Linked DNA regions of Homo sapiens: region 1 is linked to region 2. A link is a loop called in an ENCODE intact Hi-C map of the cell type or tissue named here. Cell type or tissue: CD14-positive monocyte. All regions are shown on one strand.

The links. Hi-C counts contacts between places; a loop is a spot of excess contacts. Peaks named below come from ENCODE experiments on the same cell type or tissue, not always from the same donor. Only the 100,000 strongest peaks of a DNase experiment are listed, where the experiment ranks them.
Region 1: it touches region 2 in a loop (1.9-fold over the local background); 2 of 110 quality-filtered maps call a loop at or near these places.

The regions. Positions count from the first base shown.
Region 1 is chr5:173,866,258-173,871,257 of GRCh38, forward strand. No RefSeq gene overlaps it. Among named protein-coding and RNA genes, the nearest start is that of CPEB4, 20 kb to the right of the region's middle. In CD14-positive monocyte, no CTCF peak of the experiment used is centred here; DNase peaks (open chromatin) are centred at 214, 384 and 2,464; H3K4me3 peaks cover 2,582 bases; H3K27ac peaks cover 3,367 bases.
Region 2 is chr5:173,734,874-173,739,873 of GRCh38, forward strand. The region is part of intron 1 of LINC01484 (long intergenic non-protein coding RNA 1484); the gene reads right to left. Among named protein-coding and RNA genes, the nearest start is that of LINC01484, 8.8 kb to the right of the region's middle. RefSeq lists an enhancer at 2,263-2,422. In CD14-positive monocyte, no CTCF peak of the experiment used is centred here; a DNase peak (open chromatin) is centred at 2,318.

The DNA.
Region 1 (5,000 bases), 130 kb after region 2:
CATCCTTGCTGCAGCAGTGAGGAGTGTAGCTCGGTGCTGAGGCTGGCAAATGCAGCATCTGATGCAATCTATTGCATTACTGAATGTGCAGTGCTCATGTTTTAAAAAAAGAAGAAAAAAGGAACGAAAAAAAAAAAAAAAACGCTGTAGAAATGGTTGGAAGGCGGGGAGGCCCAGAACCCGGCCAATTGAAAAGCAGCAGCTGGCTTTACCAACGTCGATCGCAGTGCCCATCAAACAGGAAGCAGGCGAGGACCCTGGCTGTCCAGGTCCTCGCCAATCCCAGCCAGCCAGACAAGGAAGGCTGAGGGCACTCTGACAAGGCCCTTTCAGCCAGCTCCCGCAGCCAGGCCCAGCTGTACAAAGCAGTGTCACTGCCTCAGAGGAGACCATCTGGGGGACAATAGTTCCGGGATAGTCTGTCCTCTCTCTGTGTGCTCTGTCACCCCCAGGCTCCGCCTCAGCTGCTGCCCGCACCAGGCCAGGGGGAGACTTCCCCATTTCCTCCTTTAAAAGGCTCATCAGGAAGGAAAGAAGAGCAAAAAGCAACGGGTAAAATAAGGTTTAGCTTCATCCAACACAAAAGGGGGTGAGATAAAGGACAATTGTGTGTCAAACCCAGTATGAAACATACTGGGGCAAGGCTAATGAGTGGGGGCCCACCCGAGAGAGAACGTCAGTAGGATCTAGCAGCTGGTCGCCACCACTGTTCAGGGGCTGAAGGCTTGCTAGAACCAATTGGACTGTGCGTGAAGTCTTCTGGCTCGGACCGACGGTTTCAGGGACAAGCGGCCCAGGACTCCGATCCCAGCTCAGTCGCAGGTACCGGCATACAGCCACTTCCGCGGTACCCTGTGGCCCCACCCCTGGGCACAGATGATTGAGCCAGGAGAAGAGGTCAGCTGACCAAGAAAGACCAATCAGAACCCCACTCTTCCAGTGGGAACACCCACCTCTCAACACCTCGAGGGCAGGATTTTTTGTTTTGGTGTTTGTTCCTCCCCGCCCTTTTTATCTATTTTGTGCACTGCTATATCTTAAATGCCTAAAATAAAACCCATAACCTAGCAGTTGCTCAGTATGTATTTAACTGAATCATGCTCTATACTTCAAGTCAGGATTCAGCCAACTGGTCTCCCTCGAACTAGAACTGAAGTTCCCTTAACTGGGAAACTGGGGCAGTCCTGCTCTGCAAAATGGACTTCAGGGTGTGCAATGGGAAAAGAAGGAGGAGAATGAGCAAGAAGAATGGAGGCAGAGAGAGTGGTGACAGGCTTCCCGAATACATCCCAGTATCCTTATGATAATGTTCTTCTTTTTCCTTAAGCTAGCTGGAGTGGGTCTTCATATTTAAAACCAAGTCATTCTAGCCCAAACAGCATGTCTCCCTGAAATCCTTTCCCAAAAGGATTGGTGAAAAGTCCCATGAACTCCTGAAATATTTTTAGCTTAGTGCACTTGGAGGCATGAGGCACAACTTTAGTCCTTCCCCAAATACCTTGTCTGATCTGCCAACTGAGACACCGCAGAGGGAAAGTGATAGGGTGGCCAGTTCTGGGGCCTCACTGCCTGACCCCAATCCTGGCTCCTGCCCACCCTCCCTGAAACCCAACTCAGGTTATCTAACCCTTCTGAATTTCTTCCTTTGCAAAATGAAATTATAATAGCATCCATCTCCATGGCTTATTTTGAAAACATAAAGTGCTTTGTACAGTGTTTAGCACATGGTTAGTGCTAGATAAGTAATAATGTATCCAATACATTGAATAAGCAGGACTCATTAAAGCAACTTTATTTTTGTCTCCCATTTCTCTTTAGAACTCTTCATTGTGTTCAGTCCATTCTTTGCCCCAGAATGAGAATATGGACAGATCCTTGAGTTTTCTAATCATTGTTAAGTAATAAAACATCCTGTGGTTGCTTTAAATCAGGGACGTTGCTTCAATTCATTATTTACATTTTCTTCCCTCTTTCCCCTAAGGCCTGCTGCCAACAGAAACCTGTGGGTCTGGCTTTTCTGCTCCTCCACTAGCTTGCTAACCTATTTTCTGGTGCTTCCAAGAATCACGTGGGGATAGAGAAGGGAGGTAAAGGGGATAAGGAAGTTCTTAATTGGACGGTACTGTCAAAGACTGGCTTTGTCCTCTCTGAGTCTGATAGATGTTTTAAGTTGACAGTTTCCCTCCTGAATGCTCTATAGGTTATTTGGGGACAGCCCTGCTGCCCCACCAATGATTATAACTGCCTCGATGCAGGTGAGCTTTTTGTTTGCCCAGTAACTCGCCATTCCCCTTCTTGGCCTCTCCAGGTACTTTCTTCTGGACAGAATCCCTTTCACAATGACCCCAGGCTGACATTCCTACTAGGAATGTAATACCCCCTTCCCCTGCCCTCCGCCTCATCTATCGTTGCCCAACCATTGTAGGCCATGTCCCTACTTCCTCTCCTCTGCTACCACCAACTACAGCTTCCTTAAGCATGAGTCAGACCCCAGCCCACCACAATCCCCCAGTTGCAAGGCACACAAAACAAGCTCTCTGGGAGTCACTAGGAACTAGGGCTAAGGCTGAAGGCACAGACTCCTTTTCCAAAGAAGTCTTCACAAAATCTTTCCTAAATTTCCAAAACCCAACCCTTTTCTGTCTTCCAAAGGGGTGGCAAGCTTTGATAAATGTGCAACTGGTTTTTGCATTTTACTTTTGTAAATCCTGCACTCTTGGGCTGGCCTCAGCCCACCTGTGGCTTGTAGCAGCTGTCATACCTTAGTTCCTCAGGTAAAACTTCAATTTTAACCTCCCGTTGCATTAATAATAAATCAACATGTGCACGTGACCTTTCAGAGCCCAAAATGTGATCATATGCATTATCTTACCTATTCTGCACTGCAGCTCTATTGAGGTGGCAATTCTGCTCTCTCCATTTTTCAGATGAGGAAACTGAGGCATAGAGAGGTCAAGAAGCTTGTACAAGATCACACATCTGGGAAATGAAAGTCAGATTTGCACCCATGTCTACCTGACTCCTTTTCACTGCCAGAGATATCCTCCCAAGGGGAAAGACATATAAGGGCACTGTGCCCTTGATCTGTAAGCCTGGCACTTGAGACTTCCATGGCCCCCAGGCATTCCTGATTCAGGGGATGTCCCAGAAGCCACCCTGGAAAGGCAGTGGCCTCCTCAATACAGAGCTAAAATACAAACGTGAGACTTCCTTGAAGCGGATCGAGGCAGCCAGCCCTGTGACTGGCAGCTGAGTTCAGAGAACCAGCCAAAGCAAAGCCGTGTTTCCTTTGCACATAAAGCATCCATTCTCAGCCATGCACACTGGCACAGACACTCACAGACCAGAGCCTCAAAGGGCTGGACAAAGAAACAGACACAGGCAAGAGCAAAAGTTTTTTTTTTCTTTTCTAAATGCAAAGCCCAGATAATACTCAACATGTATATACAATTTTCATATGAGCTGAATTTTTTATAGAAAAGGCAGAGACTTCTTGTGCCAAAGTTTTGGGGGCAGATGGCTGGGGGGTTGTTTATAAAGACAGATTTATAGCCTGTGGCCCCTTCTTCATGGGCTGAAAATACCCCGGCTCTGTTTCCCCCATGTTTCTCATTTTCCACCCATCTTCTCCTTTTCCCCTTTTCGTTTTTGATACCTTTCAGTGGCCAGCCCTGGCCAGCTACCCTTCAGTAGCTACAGAGATGAGCTATTCAAACCTTCCTCCAGAGCCCTACAGTCAGGTAGGGGAGACAGACAAGAAAAGCCAATAATGAAAATACAGAATAAGGCCAGGTGTGGTGGCTCACGCCTGTAATCCCAGCACTCTAGGAGGCCGAGGCGAGTGGCTCACCTGAGTTATCAGGAGTTCGAGACCAGCCTGACCAACATAGTGAAATCCTGTCTCTACTAAAAATATAAAAATTAGCCAGGCATGGTGGCGGACACCTGTAATCCCAGCTACTTGGGAGGCTGAAGTGGGAGAATCACTTGAACCCGGGAGGCAGAAGTTGCAGTGAGTGGAAATCACATTGCACTCCAGCCCGGGTGACAGAGCAAGACTCTGTCTCAAAAAAAAAAAAAAAAAAAAAAAGACAAGACAAGACACTAATAGAGCAAAGGAAATATACATAGAGTGGGGAGGGGGCAGGTGGGATCAGAGGGGATTTTCACGATATGTTACCACTGGTACTGACTGACCAGATAGAATGATTCCATGACCCATTGGAATGGACTCCAGCCTTTACATGGGATTTGGTGACTATCAGCTCATGGTAGAATAAGAGAAAGCTTCATGGAGGAGGTGAAGACTGAGCTGAGGTGTAAAGGGCATGTTTGTGAGGCAGGCATATTTGAGATGTGGCAGTTTCGGGCCAAGGGAACAGTAAAGGCAGAGAGGCAGGAGAGAAAGTCCATTAGGGGAACTATCAGGACCTCTCCATCGCTGATCCCTCGGAGGCCCAGAGTGGTCAGTAGGTATCTGTTGAATTAATAAAAGAATAATGAGTCAATGAATGAAGTGGAAAATGTGTGGTAGGGGGGCATAGAGGGTGAGGCTGAAGAGCAGCAGGGAGGCAATAAGATAGCTACCATTTATTGCAGTCTGAGATGTGCCAGAACTTTACGCAGATTATATTATTCTATCCTTCCCATCAGGGCTAGCTAAATTGTCTATATTGTATGAGTGAGGAACCTAGAGCAGTCCCAGGCACAGAGAGCGTGTTAGACAGGTATTAGTATTACCCCAGAGTTACAGATATGCATGTTGAAACTCAGAGAAATAAGGTAACAGTTTGTACAGCCAGGCCTTTCTGACCCCAAATCTCATTCTCTTATCTCAAATCCTAGAGGAGAGTACGGCCATTTAACTTACGTGAATTTTGCTATACACATTTGCGGGGGTGGTGGGAAAGGAAATTTTAAGAACATGGGCCATTCTTCTCATCATGATCTATGCCATGGAGTAAACGTGGGGCAGAGCCTGAATCTAAAAAGGTTGCCTT
Region 2 (5,000 bases):
CATATTTTTTTTGGTGGTGGGGGCGCGCACCTGGTTGGGCCACAGCCAAGCCTGTTTCTTCCTGTTCCTCATGGTCTCTCTCAGCTCCAGAATGGAACCGCCTCTTCCTTTATTTCCCCCGGGAAGAAAACAGGCTTTTAGTTTCCCTCACACCTTAGTCGGAAGCCCACGTCACCATTCTCAGGTGCATGAGCTTTGAGAAATTTGCTTCACTTCTGGGAGCCTCCATTTTCTCCTCTACGAAACAGCAAATTACACCTGTTTCTCCTGGCTGTTGGGGGATTACATGAGAGATGGAGGTAAAAGTCCCAGCTTAGCACCTGGTCCACGACCAGTATTCAGCCTGGTTCTCTCTCATCTCCCCTTCACCCTCTCCAGAGTCAGCACGTGTGTGGTCTGGAGACAGCTGAGCTGGTGGTCTCTCCCCAGGGCCCTCCTGCCGGCCTGGATGCTGACTGCCCCTCTTTGCCTCAGAGCCGTGAGCCATGAGCCGTGCCGGATTGCCCCAACCAGCCTGCGCTTCTCATTACAGAGCCGGCCTGTAATTAGACTGTCGCTTGGCTTTGGAGAATGTGCCTGTCAGCACCCCTGGCTCTTCTGCCTCTGCAGAGGCCCCTTTATTTGCTGGCGAGACCTCATCTCCGTGCACAGAGCCATCCTTGGAAATGAGGTGATGTCTGTTCTTCCTGTGACCCTCTTTCACTTGGGGTCAGCTGAGACAAGACCTGCAGGACATGGATGGATGGAGAGGCAGGTGACAGAACACAGACTTAGTCCCGGCAGGGAGGGCAAGGAAGGGATCCAGAAAGAGAACTCTGCAGCGTCTTCTGCTAGGCTGCCAGGCCACTGCACTGCAGATTCTGAAACAAGTTAGGTCTTCTTGGGGTTTCCTGACATAACTGTCCTCACCCTGACATCTCAGCCTGAGAGGGAGGAGTGAAGGATACAAGTGTCAGGCAGACCTGGCCTGAATCCTGGCTTTGCCTCTTACTAGCTGTGTGACCTTTGACAAGTGACTTCCCTGTTCTGGGCCTCAAATTCTCTACCTGTAAAAATGGCGCAAATGACACTTCAGAAGCTTGTTATGATGATTAAGTAGATGCAAAACACTTGGATACACTAATCACTCCAAATAATACATGATAGCTGTTATCTTCTTTTTTTTTTTTTTTTTGAGACGGAGTCTCGTTCTGTCGCCCAGGTGGGAGTGCTGTGGTGCGATCTCCGCTCACTGCAAGCTCCGCCTTCCGGGTTCACGCCATTCTCCTGCCTCAGCCTCCCGAGTAGCTGGGACTACAGGCGCCCGCCACTGCGCCCAGCTAATTTTTTGTATTTTTAGTAGAGACGGGGTTTCACCGTGGTCTCGATCTCCTGACCTCATGATCCGCCCGCCTCGGCCTCCCAAAGTGTTGGGATTACAGGCGTGAGCCACCGCGCCCAGCCCAGCTGTTACCTTCTTTAGCCGGGTTCCATCCTGTTTCCTTTCCAGCATTTGGCTGTGCTTTTGCCCATGCAGGTCCCTCTACCCAGAATATCAATATCCTGAATGATTTGTTTAGCAAACTCCTATTGATTCTCCAAGACCCAGCTCAAATGTCCCTTCCTCTGTGAAGCCTTCCCTGACTACCCGAGCAGCTGGTTACTTTGTCATCTGTACTCCAACATAATTTGCTTTTGCTTTTGATGCAATCCAGTCATTGCATGGTAACTATTGTAACTGTTCCCACTGCCCTCCGCCCTGCCCCCACACCCTGCACCGGCAATCCTTGATGTACCCTGAGCCCTTGGCTAGGCTGTGAGATCATGAAAGATAAGGCCTCTACTTGTTCTTCCTGGTAATTCACAGCGTGGATGTTTTGTGATTCTTGAGTTGAATGAATATATGACTGCTGGAAACAAATAAATGGACAAATGGATGATTATAGGGAACATTAAACACTGATATAAGAAAAGCACAGGTCCAAGGAAACTGTGCCCTTTTCCCCACATATTGCTTTATTCAAGCCCAGGCTGGGTTAAACGTTCAGGAATAAGGAAGGCTATATTCTGCCTAGAGAGAGACCACCTAGGATGGAGGATCATGGAAAGAAACTGGAGACAAAAAAGGAGGAATTCTAGACCCATCTGTCCCCCGGACCTGCTGAGCGACCTCAGGCCAGTCTCTTAGCCTCTCTCTGCTGCAGCACAGAAGGCTTCAGAAAGCCCCCACCCCTGGGGCTGGGGGAAGAAACCCACGGTCTGAAGAATGTAGAGGCCAAGCTAAGGTCAGTCACGGCTGACGCCCTTTCAGGAAGGCCCCACTCCTTGACCCATGACGGCAGAGACTGGTGACACCTGCCAGCCCCACCCTGGAGAAGGAAGGGCCTCAACCACAGTCACGGCTATGAGCTGGAATGTTTCCAAGAGAGGCCCCTGCGGAAGGAGCCAGGCACTGGCTGCTGGAGTGAGCATCAGTTGTAGATACAGGGTGTGCAGGTCTGGACCTGACCACACCCCAGCATCACAGAGGCCACTTGCTCCCAGTCCAAAGAGGCCTTCTATCACCTCCTAGCACACTCCAATTCTTCTGAACCGTGCAGGCTTTGTGCTCGCTTCTCCCCTGGGCTGGCCCTTTCTCCTCATTCTGGCCACATTGTAAGTCATCTCCTTAGGGACCTCCTTTAACCACCCCACCTAAATTGCCTCTCTCATTCCTGGTCTCTCTTCAGTCACTCTCTACTTCTCCGCCTGATTTTATTGACCTCCCAGCACTCACCCCACCCTGAACCATCTCATCTTCTTCTGTGTTTACTGCCTGACTCTCCTTTATACCCTCAGTTGTGAGTCAATGACCCGGTCTCTCTTAGTTAGGTTTATCCCCAAGTCTTAGCACAGAGCCTAGTACAGAGTGGGCCACAGGGGTTGAGTGAATGTTTGTTAAGTGAATGAGTGAGCTATGAATAAGTAAGTGGATGGATGGATGGATGGACGGATGGATGGATGAGTGGGCCAAACTCTCTGAACCTAAGTGGGAACAGGCCTCTGTGTGTGGTACCAGGCCAATAGGCTATGGGTTTTCTCACGTGCATCTCGACAGCTGGGTCTTGTGCTGAGACCTTGGAGCCCCTCCATGGGCTCTGGAGGGTCCAATTTTTGGCTGTACCCTCAGTTGCCAGCACAGGGCCAGAGTCGATGTCCAGAAACTGGGCATGCCTATGTCCAGTGAATGGACAGGGTCAAATTCCTGTAGCAGGAGCCATTGGGAAGTAGTTAAGAGCATGGCTCGGGAGTCAGGAGTTGATGACCTGGGTTCAAATCTCAGCTGTGACACTTTCTCACTCAGTAGACAGAGCACTTTTCTTACCCTCTCTGGGCCCCAATTTCCTTAGTACCAAACAGACTATATCGGTAGCTACCCCATGGGGATATTGTGAAGAGGGAGTGAGACAATGCATAGAAAGTGCTGGCACTCCATAAGGACTCAACACTAACATCAGAGCCCATGGCTCCAGCACCTGCTGAGGGTGCTGGCCCACCACAGCGGGCACCTGGTAGGTGCTTGTTAAGTGAGCAATGAACTCACATGAAAAGCGATGCCACCTTCAACCTCCCTCTCAGGCCATCCAGTGTCTTCTTCAGTTGAGACCCCTCCAACACCTCCCTTTACTGCTCCTGCATTGCCACCCTACGCTGAGCTATAGCTACATCCCGTCATGGTGTGCTGGAGAGAAGGGTGGGACCACTTTGATTTGGTTTTCTTGGTCAGATAGTTCATTTGGCAAGCATGGTCCTGTTGCCTACTCTGTGAGCAGTGTGAAGCTGAAATAAGGAACAGAATCCCAAAACATCAGGGATCATCATAGACTCTCCCAGTTGGGAGGAGACATTCAGGCTTTTCTCCTTCAAGAACGGGGAAACTGAGGCCTCCCTTGGGAAGCAGACTTGCAAGTTGATGGCAAAACTGGGACTCACTCCTTGATGCTTTGGCTTCCAGAGCTGCAGCCCTAAAGGGAGTGCTGCCCTCAGAAAGGAATCCTTTTTGTGTCCGGAGAAAAAGTCAGGTCATACTTGGAGAGTTTTAATTTGTTTAAAAGGGCTATGACTGGCCGGGCATGCTGGCTCACGCCTGTAATCCCAGCACTTTGGGAGGCCGAGGTGGGCGGATCACGAGGTCAAGAGATCGAGACCATCCTGGCCAACCTGGTGAAATTCCGTCTCTACTAAAACTACAAAACACAAACACACACACACACACATTAGCTGCATGCGCCTGTAGTCCCAGCTACTTGGGAGGCTGAGGCAGGAGAATCACTTGAACCCAGGAGGCGGAGGTTCAGTGAGCCGAGATTGCGCCACTGCACTCCATCTTGGTGACAGAGCAAGACTCTGTCTCAAAAAAAAAAAATGCTACAACCACCTCCCAGACAATCTTAAAAATGAAAACAAACAGAAACAAAAGCAAAAAGTCTCTGATTGGCATAAACAACAAAGAAGTGGTAAGCTGGGGACTGGCCGAGTCTGGTGTCCCCTCTCCTTCAGTTCCACCCTGCTGGGGTGCCGCCAGCACTGACCCCGACCCGAATCCCTCACCCCACAAGGCAGCAGTGGTTGTGGCATTGCAGCTACACATCTACACACCGTCTCTTCCAGGCTTTCCTAGAAGTCTCCAGTCAGCCTCCCTTGCATCTCCGTTGCCTAAATTGGGTCTCGTGCCCATTCCTAAGTCAGCCCTTGTGGTTCTTATTGGCAAGGACTGGGTTAACATATTTCTCCTTTCAACAAATATTTATTAAGTACCTGCTATAGGCAGCATAGCTATGAACAAAATAGAAGAAAGTTCTAAAAATTGACATATTAGAACTAGCAGGAGGATACAGACAAAAAACAAATGAGTAAAATATGCAATACTGTTAGATGTGATCAGTGCTAGGGAGAAAAATACAGCAGGGAAGGGAGAAGGCGAGTGCACGTTGGGGAAGTAGCCATGTTAACTAGAGTGGTCTAAGCAGAGACCGAGGGAG